Linked DNA regions of Homo sapiens: region 1 is linked to region 2. The links are chromatin loops, found by intact Hi-C in ENCODE. Cell type or tissue: breast epithelium. All regions are shown on one strand. Each heading gives the region's core, and the rest is flanking DNA. Links, peaks and the distances in the headings are about the cores only. Region 1 overlaps RMC1 (regulator of MON1-CCZ1). Region 2 holds the start of NPC1 (NPC intracellular cholesterol transporter 1).

What was found. Peaks named below come from ENCODE experiments on the same cell type or tissue, not always from the same donor. Only the 100,000 strongest peaks of a DNase experiment are listed, where the experiment ranks them.
Region 1: a loop joins it to region 2, with 4 times the contacts of the local background. A loop is called at or near these places in 94 of 110 quality-filtered maps.

The regions. Positions count from the first base shown.
Region 1 is chr18:23,510,991-23,519,988 of GRCh38, forward strand. It overlaps RMC1 (regulator of MON1-CCZ1), which reads left to right. Exons shown (of 20, transcript NM_013326.5): 6 at 4,866-5,006; 7 at 5,330-5,433; 8 at 7,900-7,989; 9 at 8,079-8,184. It also overlaps a transcript of NPC1 not described here. Among named protein-coding and RNA genes, the nearest start is that of RMC1, 12 kb to the left of the region's middle. RefSeq lists an enhancer at 7,889-8,998. In breast epithelium, for the core only: a CTCF peak has its summit at 5,138 (motif pointing right); a DNase peak (open chromatin) is centred at 5,141.
Region 2 is chr18:23,585,030-23,594,276 of GRCh38, forward strand. NPC1 (NPC intracellular cholesterol transporter 1) reads right to left here and starts at 1,477. Exons shown (of 25, transcript NM_000271.5): 1 at 1,258-1,477. The coding sequence starts at 1,314. RefSeq lists enhancers at 1-548, 549-1,095 and silencers at 1,119-1,218, 1,499-1,548, 1,899-2,148. In breast epithelium, for the core only: a CTCF peak has its summit at 2,104; DNase peaks (open chromatin) are centred at 1,472, 1,872, 3,982, 4,352 and 1 weaker place; H3K4me3 peaks cover 1,842 bases; H3K27ac peaks cover 3,949 bases.

The DNA of each region.
Region 1 (8,998 bases), core at 947-8,946, 74 kb before region 2:
AATATAAATTATTCTACCATAAAGGCACATGCACGTGAATGTTCATTGCAGCACTGTTCACAATGGCAAAGACATGGAATCATCCTAAATGCCCATCAGTGACAGATTGGATAAAGAAAATGTGGTACATATATACCATGGAATACTATGCAGCCATAAAAATGAACAAGATCATGTCTTTTGTGGGAACATGGATGGAGCTGGAGGCCATCATCCTTAGCAAACTAACACAGGAACAGAAAACCAAATACCACATGATCTCACTTCTAAGTGGGAGCTAAATGTAAGTTATGAATGCAAAGAAGGAAACAACAGACACGGGGGGCTACTTGAGCAGGGGAGGGTGGGAGGAGGGAGAGGAGCAGAAAAGATAACTATTGGGTACTGGACTTAATACCTGGGTGATGAAATAATCTGTACCACAAACCCCGTGACATGAGTTTACGTATGTAACAAACCTTCACATCTATCCCTGAACCTAAAAGTTAAAACAAAAAACATTCAAACATTGCAAGATATGTAATATGGAAAGCAAATGTTCCCTATAATCCCGATAAATAATTATTATGAACAGTTTGGTGCATATTCCTCTATTTTTAAAAATAAATACAAACTTCTTTTTAACAAAAAGGGGAATGTTGTATATAAACTTTTGCAGCTAGCTTTTTTTTTTTTTGTCCAAAGTGTATCTTGGACATCTTTCTATATTTTATTCTGACTGGGTAGTATTCCACTGTATGGATGGACTGCAGTTTAAAAATTTTCTTGTTATTGGACATTGGCTGGTTTTCCATTTTTTTGTGATTACAAATAACCCTTCAGTAACATGCTTGTACACACTTCTTTATATTAGAGGGAGAGTTGCAGTATAGGTACGAACATCTGAAAAGCTGAACCAGTATCGCCAAATTTCTTCTAGACATGTGTATTTTCACTAGCAATATAGGAACTTCTGCTTTTCATACCTTTAGGAGGACTGGATATTATCAGTCTATAGACATTTGCCAACCTGAGAGGTAGAAAGACTTTTTTTTTTTTTTTTTTTTCTGAGACAGAGTCTCACTCCGTCGCCCAGGCTGGAGTGCAATGGTGCGATCTCGGCTCACGGCAACCTCCACCTCCTGGGTTCAAGCAATTCTCCTGCCTCAGCCTCCCAAGTAGCTGGGTCTACAGGCGCCCAGCACCACGCCTGGCTAATTTTTGTATTTTTAGAAGAGGTGGGGTTTCACCATGTTGGCCAGGCTGGTCTTGAACCCCTGGCCTCAAATAATCCACCTATCTCGGCCCCCTAAAGTGCTGGGATTACAGGCGTGAGCCACCATGCCTGGCCGAAAGACATTTTAATTTGCATTTTACATTACTAGGGAAGTAAGCATCTTTTCATTTGTATATTGTCCATTTGTATTTTGTTAACTTCCTCTTAAAATTTTTTTATTTTGTAATAATTATTTTGAGACAGGATCTCTGTCACCCAGGCTGGAGTACAGTGGCACAATCACGGCTCACTGCAGCCTCGACCTCCTAGCCTCACGTAGTCCTCCCACCTCAGCTTCCTGAGTAGCTGGAACTACAGGTGTGTGCCAGCACGCCCAACTTAATTTTTTTTTCCTTTTTTTTTTTTTGTAGAGATGAGGTCTTGCTGTGTTGCCTAGACTGGTCTTGAACTCCTAGGTTCAAGCCATTCTTCTGCCTTGGCCTCCCAGAGTGCTGGGATTTATGGGCATGAGCCACTGTGTGTGGTCAAAAATATTTTTTTTACTGTGGTAAAAAAACATACAACATTTATTATCTTAACTGTTTTTAAGTGTTCAGTTCAGTAGTGTTAAGTATATTCATTCACATTGTTATGAAATAGCTCCAGAACTTTTTTCATCTTGTGAAACCAAAACTATCCAGTAAACAACTCCCCTTATCCCTTCCCTGCAGCCCCAGCAATCTCTATTTTACTTTCTGTTTCTATGAATTTGACTCCTTTTTTTTTAAGATGGAGTCTTGCTCTGTTGCCCAGGCTGGAGTGCAGTGGCGTGATCTCAGCTCACTGCAACCTCTGTCTCCTGGGTTCAGGCGATTCTCCTGTCTCAGCTTCCTGAATAGCTGGGATTACAGGTGTGCGCCACCACGCCTGGCTAATTTTTGTATTTTTGGTAGAGATGGGATTTCACCATGTTGGCCAAGCTGGTCTTGAACTCCTGACTTCAGGTGATCCACTCACCTCAGCCTCCCAAAGTGCTGGGATTACAGGCGTGAGCCACTGTGTCCGGCCGAATTTGATTACCTTTTATACTTCATATAAGTGAAATTATACAGTATTTGTCCCTTTGTGACTGGCTTATTTCATCTACCATAATTTCCTACAGGTTCCCCCATGCCATAGCATGTGATAGGGTTTCCTTTTTAAGACTGATAATACCGCACTGAGCGTATACACCACATTTTGCTTATCCATTCATCTGTTGAGGGACATTTGGGTTGCTTCTGCCTCTTGGCCATTGTGAATAGTGCTGCTGTCAATACAGGTATGCAGATACCGCTTCAAGATCCCGTTTTCAGTTCTTTTAGATTTATACCCAGAGTGAGATTGCTGGAGCAGATGGTAGTTCTGTTTCTGAATATTTTAGGGAACCGCTATACTGTTTTCCATAGCAGTTACACCATTTTGCAATCCCTCCAAGTGTACAAGGGTCCCAGTTTCTCCATATCCTCACCAACACTTGCTGTTTTGTTTTGTTTTGTTTTTGATACTAGCCATCTTAATTGTGGTTTTGATTTGCGCTCTTTGTTGATTAGTGATGTTGAGCACTTTTGTGTGTGTGTTTTGGCCACTTTGTGTATCATCTTTGGAGAAATGACTAATTCGGGTCATTGTGCCTATTTTTAAAATCAAATTACTATTATTTGTTGAATTGTAGTTCTTTATATATTCTGATATTAACACCTTCTTAGAGATACAATTTGCAAGTATTTTCTCCGAATCCGGAGGTTGCCTTTCCACTCTGTGGATTGTGTCCTTTGATGTACCTGCCTGTTTCTTTTCATCTGTTCCAGCTTCCTGACCTATTAAGCATGCTTCTGAGATCTCTAAGGGGAACTAATTTAGAGGGTGTTAAGAGTTCTTTCAGGTTTTAATTTTGTTGACCTAATGAAAGTCATATAATTTAGAATGTATGGTTAGAGAAAATACACCTGTGTGTTAATGCCATGGTGCTTTGCTGTAAGGCCATCATCGAAATCTTAGTAATGACTGGCTGGGCACGGTGGCTCATGCCTGTAATCCTAGCACTTTGGGAGGCCGAGGTGGGCGATCATCTGAGGTCAGGAGTTCGAGACCAGCCTGGCCGCCATGGCGAAACCCCGTCTCTATTAAACTCCATCTTTACTAAGTGCCGTCTCTACTGTCTCAAAATAAAAATACAAAAATTAGCTGGGTGTGGTGGTGGGCGCCTATAATCCCAGTTACTTGGGAGGCTGAGGCAGAAGAATCCCTTGAACGTGGGAGGTGGAGGTTGCGGTGAGCCGAGATTGTGCCACTGCACTCCAGCCTGGGCAACAAGAGTGAAACTCCGTCTCAAAAAAAAAAAAAATTTGTAATGACCAATAGGAGAACTTTAAACAAACTTTAGACAAATTCCATACACACAGAAATAGAATTTTGTACATGTGATTGCATGGGAAGGATGGCTTGCTTTCTGGGGGAGTTCCCTATGGTAATCATTTAAAAGTCTGTCTTTCTGTTCTCTGCAGTGGGAAAGTATACCTTAAGGTTACCTAGATGGCTTCAGATCTTCAAGAAAAAAGTTAAAAAGAAAGAAGACTCTAGCACATCCTAATTATTATAGTTCTTAAGAAGCTTACGGCTCCTGCCCCTGACTTGCGCAGCAGTTCTTCAGTGCAGTGTACCATGAGCATTAATGTCTTGGGGGCTCTGTACAGTGTTCTGTAATATCGGAATATTTAGGGTACATTGAAAATGTGCCTGGATTATAAAGTACTGCATTTGTATGGAGTCTTATGAACACATCTGCTAGAAGAAGGGAGCTCCTCCCAGGCCCAGTGTAGACTGGAGTCGAGGTGGAGGCCAAGCAGAAGGCAGATCTGCCATGGTCTGGGAGGTGGCCGAGTTAACACATGGGGTCCTGGAGGTGTCAGTTTCTTTTGGCCGTTTCCTGGATGAGGAGAAATTTGTTGTAAATTGCTCTTAGGTGTATCCATGTGCTCCACATGCCCAGGCATGTGGAGGCACAGATAAGGATTTTGGAGGGAAACAGCCTACCCAGGCTATAATTGCTTTGTTAAGGGGCAGGTTCCCTAATCCACTCTTGGAGCCTTGTTTCTCATCTGGCTAATAGGGCCAGTGATGCCTGCCTCTCAGTCGTGGCAAAGAGTAAATGAGTTAGGAGGCTCTGTAAAGCACCAAGCATAGGGCTGGTTAAGTAGTAGCTGTAATAAGTACAAGTGAGAATGTTCATTTCACTTAGTGGGTTTCTTCTGCTTTTTATTCTCAGAGCGCACTGTAAGGATCTTCTGACAGTTTGCTGTTATTGATTTATTTATTAATTGAGACTGAATCTCGCTCTGTCACTCACGCTGGAGTGTGATGGTGCAATCTTGACTCACTGCAACCTCTGCCTCCTGGGTTCATTCAAGCAATTCTTGTGCCTCAGCCTTCTGAGTAGCTGGAATTACAGGCATGTGCCACCACGCCTGGCTAATTTTTGTATTTTTAGTAGAGATGGGGTTTTACCATTTTGTCCAGGCTGGTCTCGAACTCCTGACCTCAGGTGATCCGCCCACCTTAGCCTCCCAAAGTGCTGGGATTAGTTTGCCGTTTTTTAAATGAAGATCCTGTTTCTTAAACTCTGCTTCAGGTATTACCAGAGAAACGGAGTCTGAAACTCTTGAAGAGCCACAATCTCAATGTGAATTGGTACATGTACTGCCCCGAGAGCGCCGTGATCTTGCTGTCTACCACGGTCCTGGAGAATGTCCTGCAGCCTTTTCACTTTAGGGTAAGAGGAAGCCTCCCCTGAAAAAAACACCTTTCCCCAGTTGTCCCCTGTTCCTGTAGCATCCTAATGTGTCAGGCACGTTAGGGACAGGTTCCTCTAGCCGTAACGTCACCGCTCTGACCACTAGAGGGCACTCTGTATACCCGTCAGCTCCTGGAGCCATTCATTCTATGCTGGGCAGACAGGCTGTGAGAGGACATGGGGGACGGTGGAAAGGATCCAAAGACGAAGTCTGTGTTTATCCTTGTTGGTTTTACACAGGGAATGATGAAACATTGAAGGGGTTTAATAAGCTTTTCCTAAAACATTTTCCCCCTAAACAGGCTGGCACTATGTCGAAGCTGCCCAAATTTGAGATTGAATTACCAGCTGCGCCTAAGTCAACTAAACCCAGCCTTTCCGAAAGAGACATCGCAATGGCTACCATGTATGTCCGTGTCAGAGAGAATTCCATCCTGTGATTGCTTTCAGTAATATAAATAATAGAAGGAGTGTGTTACAAGCACCACGTGATGCCCTGACCCCTAGAACACATAAGGAGGACTCCCCTTGTTCTGGGTATTCAGTGTATAGGTCCTGTGAACATAGAAAACCTGCAGTGTTTTTGGCATTCCTTTTTGATTTTTATCAGCTTTGTGATGCTAAGGAATTCCTTTACCTTTCTAGCCTGATAAAACAAGAACATTGAACCAATTTATTTCTTAGTATCTTTGTTTTAGAATTTCTTCTTCTTTTTTTTTTTTTTTCGAGACAGAGTCTTGTTCTGTCCCCTAGGCTGGAGTGCAGTGGTGCAGTGTCGGCTCACTGCAGCCTCCACCTCCCAGGCTCAAACGATTCTTCTGCTTCAGCCTCCCAAGTAGCTGGGATTACAAGTGTGCGTCACCTCGCCCGGCTAGTCTTTGTATTTTTGGTAGAGACAGGGCTTCACCATGTTGGCCAGGCTGGTCTCGAACTCCTGACCTCAAGTGATCCACCTGCCTTGGCTTCCCAAAGTGCTGGGATTACAGGCATGAGCCACTGTGCCTGGCCAAGTTTATTTTTTTTAAAAGCTCAGTTAAATAATAATTGTTCTAAATAAGAAAATAGATTAAGATTTTATGTAACAGACATGGAACTAAATTACGTATATATAGAGGTATATTTTCTTTTACTTTTTTTTTTTGTTTGTTTTTGTGATGGAGTCTTGCTCTGTTGCCAGGCTGGAGTACAGTGGCACGATCTTGGCTCACTGCAACCTCCGCCTCCCAGGTTCAAGCGATTCTCCTGCCTCAGCCTCCCGAGTAGCTGGGACTACAGGTGCGTGCCACCATGCCCAACTAATTTTTGTATTTTTAGTAGAGACAGGGTTTCACCATGTTGGCCAGGGTGGTCTCGGTCTCTTGACCTCTTGATCTGCCCTCCTCAGCCTCCCAAAGTGTTGGGATTACAGGCGTGAGCCACCACGCCTGGCAGTACGGAGGTATATTTTCATTTGAAAAAGTGGATATCTCAGTTTTTAAATTTGTAATGAAAATTTTAAACACACAATAGAGACTAATAAAAAAGAACCCCTGTATGCCTGTATCTGATTCGACAATAGTCAAAATTTTGCTTCTAAGTTACTTCTGATTCTTCTGTGGCCTAAAACAGTGGCCCAAACTTTCAAACTTTATGGTAGTTAGTATAATGTTCTTTCATTTCTTCTTCCTTTTTTTTTAAACGTACTCTTCTGTGGCATTCCTGTTTATTTTTAAATTTTTTTTGGAGAGTGTCGCTCTGTTGCCCAGGCTGGAGTGCAGTGTTACAATCTCAGCTCACCACAACCTCCGCCTTCTAGGTTCAAGTGATTTTCCTGCCACAGTCTCCCAAGTAGCTGGGACTACAGGCGCATGCCACCACATCTGGATAATTTTTGTATTTTCTGAAGAGATGGAGTTTCACCATGTTGCCCAGGCTGGTCTTGAACTCCTGGGCTCGGGTGATCCTCCCGCCTCATCCTCCCAAAGTGCTGGGTTTATAGGCATGAGCCGCCGTGCCCAGCCAGCATTCCTGTTTAGACAATAGATAAAGTGAGAGCAGTCCTGGCTGAAGTGGAGGTGGGGACCTGTTCCCTCCCACCTTGGTCTCCTCCTTGTCCCTGGGCAGGCCCAGCACAGAGTTTACCACTGGACTAGAATATGCATTCAGGAACTGTTCACAGCAACATTTATTAGATGGCACTTAAATAGAAAAGGCTGAGCATGGTGGCACACACCTGTAATACCAGTGACTGGGGAGGCCAAGGCAGGGGGATCGCCTTGAGGCCAGGAGTTCAAGACCAGCCCGGGCAACATAGTGAGACCCTGTTTCTACAAAAAAATTTAAAAATTAGCCAGGCACGGTGGCACGTGCATGTAGTCCTAGCTACTGGGGAGGCTGAGGTGAGGGAAGATCGCCAAAGCCTAGGAGGTGGAGGTTGCAGTGAGCTGTGGTTGCACCACTGCATTCCAGCCTGGGTGACAGAGGGAGACCCTGTCTCTGAAAAATGAAAAAAAAAAATAGTGATTATATTTTCCTGTTATTAAGGAATATACATTCATTATACAAAACTTGGAAAACAGAGAAGAAAATGAACTTAGCATATCACTCAAGTATAACTATTACATGTGTTTCTTTCCAATCATTTTAGACTCTATGCTTAGGTTTGGGGTTTTCTTTTAAAATATTATGATCAAGCTGTGTTTAGTGTGTGTTCTCTTTTCCACTTAACTTTATAATAGGCTTTGAGTAACTGCATGTTTCTTTGTAAACACTTGTTGGCAGCAAAATACTCCATTAAGTGAATATCTTATAATTTACTTAACCGTGATGCCATTTAGAACAAAGGAATTTTGAATGGCCAGATGTGATTTATGTCTGTTTGTTCCCTAATTAGATACGGGCAGCTGTATGTTCTCTTCTTGAGGCATCATTCTCGGACCTCCAACAGCACAGGAGCGGAGGTGGTCCTCTATCATCTACCACGGTAGATTTCATGCTTTGTTTTCCCTCTCTCTCTGATTTTAAAATGTGAACTGCAGCTTGTTGATCTGTTTTTTGCTTTCTATCCTACAGAGAAGGTGCCTGTAAAAAGATGCACATATTGAAGTTAAATAGGACGGGAAAGTTTGCCCTGAACGTGGTGGACAACCTGGTAGTCGTGCATCATCAGGATACAGAGGTACAAGCTGTCTGCGTTTCTACCAAAGTTAAGGTTGCTTAAAAGCCTTGTGAAAATTGGTGGCTGGGCACGGTGGATCACGCCTGTAATCCCAGCACTTTGGGAGGCCAAGGCGGACAGATTGCTTGAGCCCAGGAGTTCGAGACCAGCCTGAGCAGCATGGCAAAACCCCACCTATATAAAAAATACAAAAATTAGCCGGGCGTGGTAGTGCACGCCTATAGTCCCAGCTACTTGTGGGGCTAAGGCTGGAGGATGGCTTGAGCCCAGGAGGTCGGGGCTTCAGTGAGTGGAGATCGCGCCACTGCACTCCAGCCTGGGTGATGGAGCAAGATCCTGTCTCCGAAAAAAAAAAAAAATTGGCAAAATGTCTGAATAAGACTAGAAAGTGCATTTTTATGCTAAGAGTTTTGGTCTTCCAGATGGAAATGGGTTTGGTAGTCTCAAGTAGTTTAGAAAAAAGTGATTGTGTCAGTTGATTAAAGATAATTCAAAACTATTTCAGAAACTAACGCTTGAGATTTGACCTTGGAAGAAGGTGGGAATCCGCTCCATTCCACGAGTACTTGAACTCTCTGTTGCAATTGTGAGCATGGATGACAGTGCTGGGGGATAATGGTTTTGAGGCCGTGTGGACCAGGACAACTAGAATGGGTCCTGTGGGCTGGGCCTCTGATATAAAGAAGCTGCTTACCTCCTCTACCCTCCCAGAGGGTGGTGACGCTAACTCTGTGACACGTGAGGATGTTTCCAGTTGAAATGACAGAGATCTGCTTAGGTCACTTTGAGTGAGCTCATCAAAGGAAGCATGTCA
Region 2 (9,247 bases), core at 722-8,721:
GAGCAAGAACCTGTCTCTAAAATAAATAAATTTTAAAAATAAATTTTAAAAAACTCTAGGGAAACAGAATAGCCACATTTTCTCTACGGCACATAATTGCTATTATTTATTTCTCTCTCTTTTTTGTTTTGACACAGGGTCTTGCTCTGTTGCCCAGGCTGGAGTACACCGGCGTGATCACAGCTCACAGCAGCCTCAACCTCAACAATGAAAAGAAAAACAAAATGTTTTTAAGACGGTGTTTCACCATGTTGCCCCGGCTGGTCTTGAACTGCTGAGCTCAAGAGATCCTCCCGCGGAGCCCTTCTCCTGGCTCTTAGTCCATTATTGGATCAACATCACCTATCCCCTTCTGAGAACTAAATAGAAGTCGAAGGAGAGTTTTTTCTAGTCCACGGAACCCCCTCTCCCCTGATTCACCACTTCCTATTGACGCCACACCTATGTGAGGGGCGTTAATGTGCACAAGGACACAATTCCCCGGAGGCACTCTCATCCTGATTTGGTTTAACGAGTCACAGCGTGACACTGCCCCACTCCAGTTTTAAAAGAGGAAACTACAGACACACAAATACTGAGGTGCTCTTTCCCAAAGCTATTAAACCAAGCAAAAGCCCCCAGAAGGAGTCAGCAGGACACCGAGTTCCAGGCCCCATCCTGTCGCTGGCTAATAGTGACAAGGGGAAATTCAATACCGCCCTGTGAGTCTCAGTGTCCTGAGGTGTAAAAAGGAGTTGATGAAAAGTAACCTGCCCTCTTTAGAAGACCAAGCTGACTTATGTCAAGTACTCAAGGCAGTTTCACCGGGTGCTTGAGGAAGTTTGTGTCTCTTTACCTCTGCTTCCACCTCCATCCTCAGGTGATGAGAAGAGGAAATAAAGTGGTTAGAGCTCCTAAATTTTGGAGTTCGTGCGCATGTAGCAGAATTTTTTAAAAAGCAAGTAGTGTCCCTATCCCACTCTACCCACTTTCCTCCCTTCTTCTGGTGCCACATCCTACACAGAGAAATTAGGTGACCACAGATGGAACAAGCTCAGAACAGGTCACCCAAGCCCCCACTGCCACCCTCTTCCAGACCACAGGAAAGAGAGCGTGGCCGGAGACAGAAACAGGACAAGTGAGGAACCTCCGAGCTCTCCATCGCCAGACCAACTTCCCCAGGACCCGGGCCTGAGCCGTCGCTGGGCCCGTCGCCTTCCCCGGCTCTCGGCCCCGCCACGTCCCCACAGGGCGTCCCGGTGGCCGGCGACCGCTCACCTGCGCTGGACACAGTAGCAGCAGGAGGAGGCCAAGGGCCAGGCCGCGAGCGGTCATGCTGTGGCCGCGCAAGGCTGCTGACGCCGGCGGCGTTCGGCTGGTTGGGCTCCCCGGAGGCGGCTCTACTTCCCCGGGCTGTTTCAGCACCCCGCGCAGGAGGAGCGGAGGAGCAGGAGCAGGCGCTGACCGCGGCAGCAGGCTGCGCGCGCCGGTCAGGAAGGAAGAAGGCGTCGTCGGCTCCGCCCTTTCTGGGAGGTGCCGCTGCCGGGACTCCCTGGCCCGGGCTGGGGCGCCGCCGCGACCCCGCTTCAAGGTCCCCGTGTTGCCCTTCTCCTCAGCCCCTGCAATCCCCGGGGGCCAGGCGCGGGACTTATGGAGTCTGGCTCGGCCCGGGAGAGTATCTGTGGAGTTGTGCCAACGGTTTCTGGCCGTGATGCTTTCCCTTTTCGTCTCTGGGTTGGAGGGGGCGGGCGAGGTTTCAGCGAAGGGTAGTGCTGTTCTGGGGGACTTCCGGGTAAGGTCCCGCCCGGCCGCGGAGTCTCTGTTTATTTCGGCTCCGACAATTACGCTGAGCGACTTCTCCTCCCAACCCAGTCACCTGAAAGGAATCTGGACCCCGGCACTTTCTAGCAGAGCCCGGGGCGGTGACGCGCGGTGGCCTGACCGTGTGACGATCCGCGAGTGCGGCGGGGCGGGGCGGGGCGGAGCGCGGGGTGGGCGGTGGCGGTGCGGCCAGGCCCGGGAAAAAAAGTGCGGGAGCCTCGCCACCTGCTGGCCCAGCTGCGCAGCGCAGCCCGTGGGCGCGAGGAAACCCCGAGGTGGGGACCAGGGTCTGTTTTAAGTTCTACGTGAAGGCAGATAAAGAAGACGCGTTGTCATTTTTGAGCCATGCGTTTGATATATGTATTTATCTTTAACTCTAGTTGTATGTGTTTCTGGTAACGTTTTCCCTCAAATTTCAAGTATTCAGACCACTCAAAAGCATCTGTCATTTCCATTTTGAAGTTAAGAAAATGGAGGTGAAGATCTCTTTCCCAACAGTGAAAGCAAATTTACGATGAAAAGACTAAACCTTCATCTGGAGCAATGACCGAACCCCTCCCCAAGGAGTCCCATGATGCAGATGACCTTCCCATCCCTATCCTATAAAGTGCTGTTTCACTTTCTGTCTTGCCTTCTCACCTCCTCAGCCCTGAGATGTCCACCTGGCTGGCCTGGCAGTGAAACTATGGGGATTTCTTCAGGACCTTCAGCCTAGGTCCTCCACGACGACCTCGTGGTCCTCAGTCAGCTCTGTGCTCTCGCTTCCCACTCCCCAGGCTCCAGCTCCTGGTGCCCCCACTGAGGATCAAGTCCTGTGTATGCCTTCATGCAGGGATCCTCAAACGGCCATCCCCAGACCAGCAGCAGGAGCATCTCCTTGGAACTTGTTAGAAATGTAAATTCTCAGCCAGGGCAATGTAGCAAGACTCCCTCTATACAAAAAAAAAATTTTTTTTAAGTTAGCTGGGCATAGTGGCACACACCTGTAGTCTCAGCTACTAAGGAGGCTGAGGCAGGAGGATTGCTTGAGCCCAGGAGGCTACAGTTGTCTATGATCATGCTGCTGCACTCCAGCCTGGGTGATAGAGCAAGACCCTGTCTCAAAGACAGAGAGAGGTAGAAGAAAATGTTACAGTAAGATTTCCAAGTTTATAAATTACTTTGAAGGTTCTAAGTTTCCATAACCCTCCTTGGGGAAGAAGAATTCTGGTTCCTGTGACTTACTTCAGGGGTGCAAGACCGCTGGAGACAGGAGGGCAGGAGAAAGTCATGGGTAGACTTTGTTTCTGAGGCTGCTACTGAGACCTAATCTCCTTTAGTTCAAAGTACTTAGCATGCCAAAGCCTCCTACTTTGGGGTATCGTTTTCTGAGCTCCAGTAGTTGAGATCCGGAGACTTTTTTGTTGAAAGAATATTCAATACCATCTTCATAAGGACTATTCAGTGTTGACCTCAGAGCAATAAGTAGAAAATGGGGGGAAATGAAATTATTAGATGTGCATCTTTATAAATGTGCAGAAATACCTTCCAGAAAACTTCTATGTAGTGGAAAGCATACATATGTGAATATAATATACAAACGTTTTAAACAAGTGGGGATGTACAGTACACAGTTCTCATCTGGCTTCTTTGCTTTTAGCAGTATGCTTTCCTACCTCACTCCTTTTAATAGCTGTAAAGGATTTTATTATGCGTATGTAACACTTCTGAAGCCATACTCAGAGCAGTGTCTAAATCAATGAAATATAAATCACCAGCCAACAAGTATTTCAAAATAACTCAATTCCTCTACTTGCATTCCTGGTACATATGAAGGGTTTGTGTGGTCCTGGCAATACATTATAAATTTATCTTTCCTTTTCCTTTTTTCTTTTTTGAGACAGAGTCTTGCTCTGTCTCCCAGGCTGGAGTGCAGTGACATGATCTCAGCTCACTGCAACCTCCACATCCCCGGCTCCAAAGATTCTCATGCCTCAGCTTCCCGAGTAGCTGGGATTACAGGTGTGCGCTACCACGCCCAGCTAATTTTTTTTTGGATTTCATTAGAGATGGGGTTTCACCATGTTGGCCTGGCTGGTCTTTAACTCTTGGCCTCCAGCAATCCACCAGCCTCAGACTCCTGAAGCGCTGGGATTACAGGCGTGAGCCACTGCTCCCAGCCCGCTTTTCTTTTCGGTATGCTTTGTCACATTCCTGAGCTTGCCTGGAGACCACAAAGCCTGGCATCTTTCTGTGCCCTCTGCTTTCCCAATCATGCTGCATCACCAAAGTCTAAACACTTTTGAACATTTCCCTTGTAGAGGGAGAGGAGAAAGTTGACCCAAGACTAAATTATCTGTAGCTGGCAGATGGTAGGGGAAGGCTAGAAATACTTACGTTAATAATTTTTGATCCACTATGTAACTTATTTAATCAGTCTCTTCTTGGGCATTTAGCTTGTCACTTGTTACTGGAAATGATGCAATGAACATCCTTGTATCTTTTAAAAATGTTTTTTTCTGGGACAGAGTCTCACTCTGTTGCCAAGTCTGGCGTGCAGTGGCATGATCATGGCTCGCTGCAGCCTCTACCTCCTGGGCTCAAGCGATCCTCCCACCTGTGCACCACCACTCCTGGCTAATTTTTGTATTTTTTGTAGAGACGGGGTTTCACCATGTTGCCCAGATTGGTCTTGAACTGCTGGGCTCAAGCAATCTGCCTGCCTCAGCCTCCTAAAGTGCTGGGATTACAGGCGTGAGCCACCACTCCTGGCCCATTCTTGGATGTAAATCTTTGCAATCATGCGCAAATAGAACTGTTGGAAATACTTTTATATTGTTGGATCAAAGGAAATGGGTATTTAAGTTTTGATTGTTGTCAAATTGCCCTCCAAAGAAATTGCAGCCAGCAATGTATGGAAGTACCTAAATGCAATCTGTGATTTTATTTATTTTGTTTCTTATTTTAAAAAATATTGGGGCTGGGCACGGTGGCTCACGCCTATTATTTCAGCAGTTTGGGAAGCCGGGGCAGGTGGATCACCTGAGGTCAGGAGTTCGAGACCAGCCTGGCCAACATGCTGAAACTCCGTCTCAATTAAAAATACAAAAATTGGCCAGGCGCGGTGGTTCATGCCTGCAATTCCAGCACTCTGGGAGCCGAGGCAAGTGGATCACCTGAGGTCAGGAGTTCAAGACCAGCCTGGCCAACATGGTGAAACTCCATCTCTACTAAAAATACAAAAAATTAGCCAGGCATGGTGGTGGATGCCTGTAATTCCAGCTACTCAGGAGGCTGAGGCAGGAGAATCTCTTGAACCTGGGAGGCGGAGGTTGCAGGGAGCTGAGATTGCGCCATTGCACTGCAGTCTGGGCAACAAGAAATTAGGCTGGGCGTGATGGCTCACACCTGTAATCTCAGCACTTTGGGAGGCTGAGGTGGGTGGATCATGAGGTCAGGAGATCGAGACCATCCTAGCCAACATAGTGAAACCCCGTCTCTACTAAAAATACAAAAATTAGCCGGGGGTGGTGGTGCATGCCTGTAATCCCAGCTAGTCGGGAGGCTGAGGTGAGATAATCACTTGAACCAGGGAGTTGGAGGTTGCAGTGAGCCGAGGTCGCCCCACCGCACTGCAGCCTGGCTACAGAGCGAGACTCCGTCTCAAAAAAAAAAAAAAAAATTAGCTGGGCGTGGTGGCACACACCTGTAATCCTAGCTACTCAAGAGGCTGAGGCAGGAGAATTGTTTGAACCCAGGAGGTGGAGGTTTCAGTGGCCGAGATCACGCCATTGCACTCCAGCCTGGGCGACAGAGCAAGACTCCGTCTCAAAAAAAAAAATAAATAAAATAAAATTAGGATGCTTTGATTTGTATTTCTTTAATTATAAGTGAGATTAAAAATCTTTTCACACATTTATAAGTAATTTTATTTATTTTTCTGTGCTTTTTTCTTTTTTCTTTTGAGACAGAGTCTCACTGTGTCACCCAGGTTGTAGTCTAGTGGCATGATCACAGCTCACTGCAGCCTTGACCTCCCTGGCTAAAGTGATCCTCCTGCCTCAGCCTCCAAAGTGCTGGATAATAGGTATGAACCACCATGCCAAGCCAATAAAATTTTATTACCAAAAAAACCTTTGATTTCTTCTAAAATTTTTTTAAAAAGCTTTTTAAAAAATTTTTTTCTGCTGCTGATCTGCAACCTTCAAAGTAGGTAGTCCTTCAAATAGGCAGAGAAAAAAAGAATGCCTACTTACCTAACAAATTGCAAGCTTGCCTAGTTCCTAACCTGAAGCCTAAAGTTCAATAACAGAAAATGAAGATAGAACTAGGGTTTTGGGGTAATAGAATGTAATCAATGTCATTTAGTGACGTCTGAGGCCATTGCACAAAATACCAAAGACTGGTGTGACTTAAACAATAGGAATTTATCTGTTACAGTTCTAGAGGTTAGAGAGTTCAAGATCAGCATGGGGAGCTTATTTGGTTCCTGGTGAGGGCTCTCTTCCTGGCTTGTAGACAGCACCTTCTCCCTGTGTCCCCAGATGGTGTTTCCTTAAGTGTGTGCTTTCAGGGAGAAAGATTTCTCTCTCTCTTCCTCTTCTTCAACAATCCTATTGAATTAAGGCCCCTCCCTTATGACTTTATTTAACCTTAATTACCTCCTAAAAGCCTTATCTTCAAATACAGTCACCTTGGGGGGTTAGGGCTTCAACACAAGACATTTGGGGGAGCACAATTCAGTCCCTAGCACCTTTCCTTTTACTCAGGGCTGCATTATGACTTGTGTGGGCCCCAGGCACCTTTGCCTTTAAGGACCCCTTTTTCCTTCAAAAAAAAAAATTTAAAATGAGAGTTTCCAATTGCATTATAAAGACACATATAACGCTGGCTGAATTCATTATTATATGCTCATTATTACAGTATTCTTATTTTTGTTCTGATTTCAAAAGAAATTAAAATTAAAACATTTTCATGGGACAGTAAAATTATCACTGTGTCTACTGTGCCTAATAAGTTGATCTGGTTTTCGCAGCCAGCATCGTAGAACTATTCCCTATAGTAGTCATGGACATTGTAAATTTTTTGATCGCCTTCCCCAAAAAACCTCCAGGACCAGCAGTGGAGCTGGCTCTAAAAGAAGCGCCTATAGAGAGTGGGAGGCTGTCCAGCTGAACACAGGGAACAGCTCACACCTCCCTTCCTCCAGCAGGCTACGAATTGCCAACACATTTTGGTGAAATATAGGAGAGCTTTAGTTAATGCTTCTGCCAACCCCCTAAGGAGGTTCAGGTTGAGCATTTTTGAGAACTCTTTTTGTTAATAGACTTTTCCTTTTAATTAAGATATAATATTCATATATGAGGTATACAGAACTTAGCTGTACAGCTTGATGAGTTTTCTACTTTTTTTTTTTGAGACTGAGTCTCACTGTGTCACCCAGGCTAGAGTGCAGTGGTGTGATCTTGGCTCACTGTAAACTCTGCCTCCTGGGTTCAAGTGATTCTTGTGCTTCAGCATCCCAAGTAGCTGGGATCATAGGCACACTCCACCATGCCTGGCTAATTTGTGTATTTTTAGTAAAGACGGGGTTTCGCCATGTTGCCCAGGGTGGTCTCAAACTCCTGGACTCAAGTGATCCACCTGCCTTGGCCTCCCAAAGATCTGGGATTACAGGCATGAGCCACTGCGCCCAGCCAAGTTTCTTTTATGTGTTAAACACTTTTATTAGTTGTCTATTACTGAATAACAAATTACTCCAAAACTTAGTATATTAAATGAACAAACATTTATTTTATCCCAGTTTCTGCCAGTCAGGGATTTGGGTGGTTCTAGGTGGTTCTGGCTCAGGGTCTCTCCTGAGGTTATGGCCAAGAAGTTGGCCCAGGCTACCATCATCTGAAGGCTTGACTGGGGCTGGAGGATCTGCTGTTGAAGATGCTGTGGGAAGCTGGGCTCGGTGGCTCACACCTGTAATCCCAGCACTTTGGGAGGCCAAGGTGGGCGGATCACTTGAGGTCAGGAGTTCGAGACCAGCCTGGCCAACATGGTGAAACCCTGTCTCCACTAAAAATACAAAAATTAGCCGGGCATGGTTGCACATGTCTGTAATCTCAACTACTCGGGAGGCTGAGGCAGGTGAATTGCTTGAACCCAGGAGGCCGAGGTTCCAGTGAGCTGAGATCATGCCACTGCACTCCTGCCTGGGTGACTGAGCAAGACTCTGTCTCAAAAAAAAAAAAAAAAAAGATGCTGTGGGAAGGAGGCCTCAGTTCCTCCTCTCCATAGGCTGCTGAGTGTCCTCAGGACTTGGCAGCTGGCTTCCTCCAGAAGGAGTGATCCAAAAGGGATTGAGAGCAAGGCAGAGCCATAATGTCTGTTATGAGTTAGCCTCAAATGTTATATGCCATCACTTCTGCCATGTAATACTGGGCACACAGACCAGTCCTGATGCAGTGTAGGAAGGGGACCAGACAAGGACAAGAGGAGGGGAGCACTGGGGCCATCTTGGAGGCTGGCAACCACAACATCCATGTAGCCAACACCCAGAGGAAGGATATGGAAACTTTAGCACTTCAGAAGCCTCCTTTATGCCCCTTTCCCAGTCGATATCATCACCCCTCCTTTAACCGGGAGGCAACCACTCTTCTGATTTCTCTCACTGTAAGTTGGTTTTGCCTGTCCTTGAACTTCATGTAAAGGGAATCATACTCCTCTGCGTCTGGTTTCTTTCACTGAACATTATGTGTGTGGCTCATCCACATTACTTGTGGTGGTAGCATCTTTTAAAAGAATTGCTGTGTAGTATTCCATGGCTCAAACATATCATGGCAGACATCTGGGTTGTTTCTTCTTCCAGTTTGGGCTGTTACAAATAAAGGTGCTGTGAGCACTGTTGTACAGGTCATGTGTTCAGTATACACACTCAATTACTTTGGGTTCTGTGATAGACTTTTTAAACTCTTTACTTACGCAAGCCAAATTTTATAGACATCTTCATTTAAAATAGCTTACAGCTACAACTCATGACTTTAGTACCAATGGTTATGACCTACTCGGAAATGGGCATTGTTGCTCAGAATTCTGGTAAAATGTTACTCATCCTAGTAAGGAAGGATGTTTGAGTTGGTGATTAATCCAGTCATGGGTTGTGGTGTAACTTCCACTCAGTTAGGATGCTACCAGAGTTGGAATGACTTGTGGTTTAGCAGTCAGGGTTTCAAACTGGCATTGCCTTCCCTGCAGGATTTGCTCACAGGACATAGTTTCCTTTGCCAGGGGTGGTTTTTGATCAAATGTTTCCTAAAATGGAGAGTCCAACTCCTGTAAACTGAAGACTTTCTAAGACTATTCTTAAAACTTGAAATGTAGGAATAACAACAGCATTTCACTCATTAAAGCTCGGAGGATTCAATCCTAGTGAGGGAGGGAAGAAGAACCAAAGATAGCGGAAGGAATTTTTTCTGTT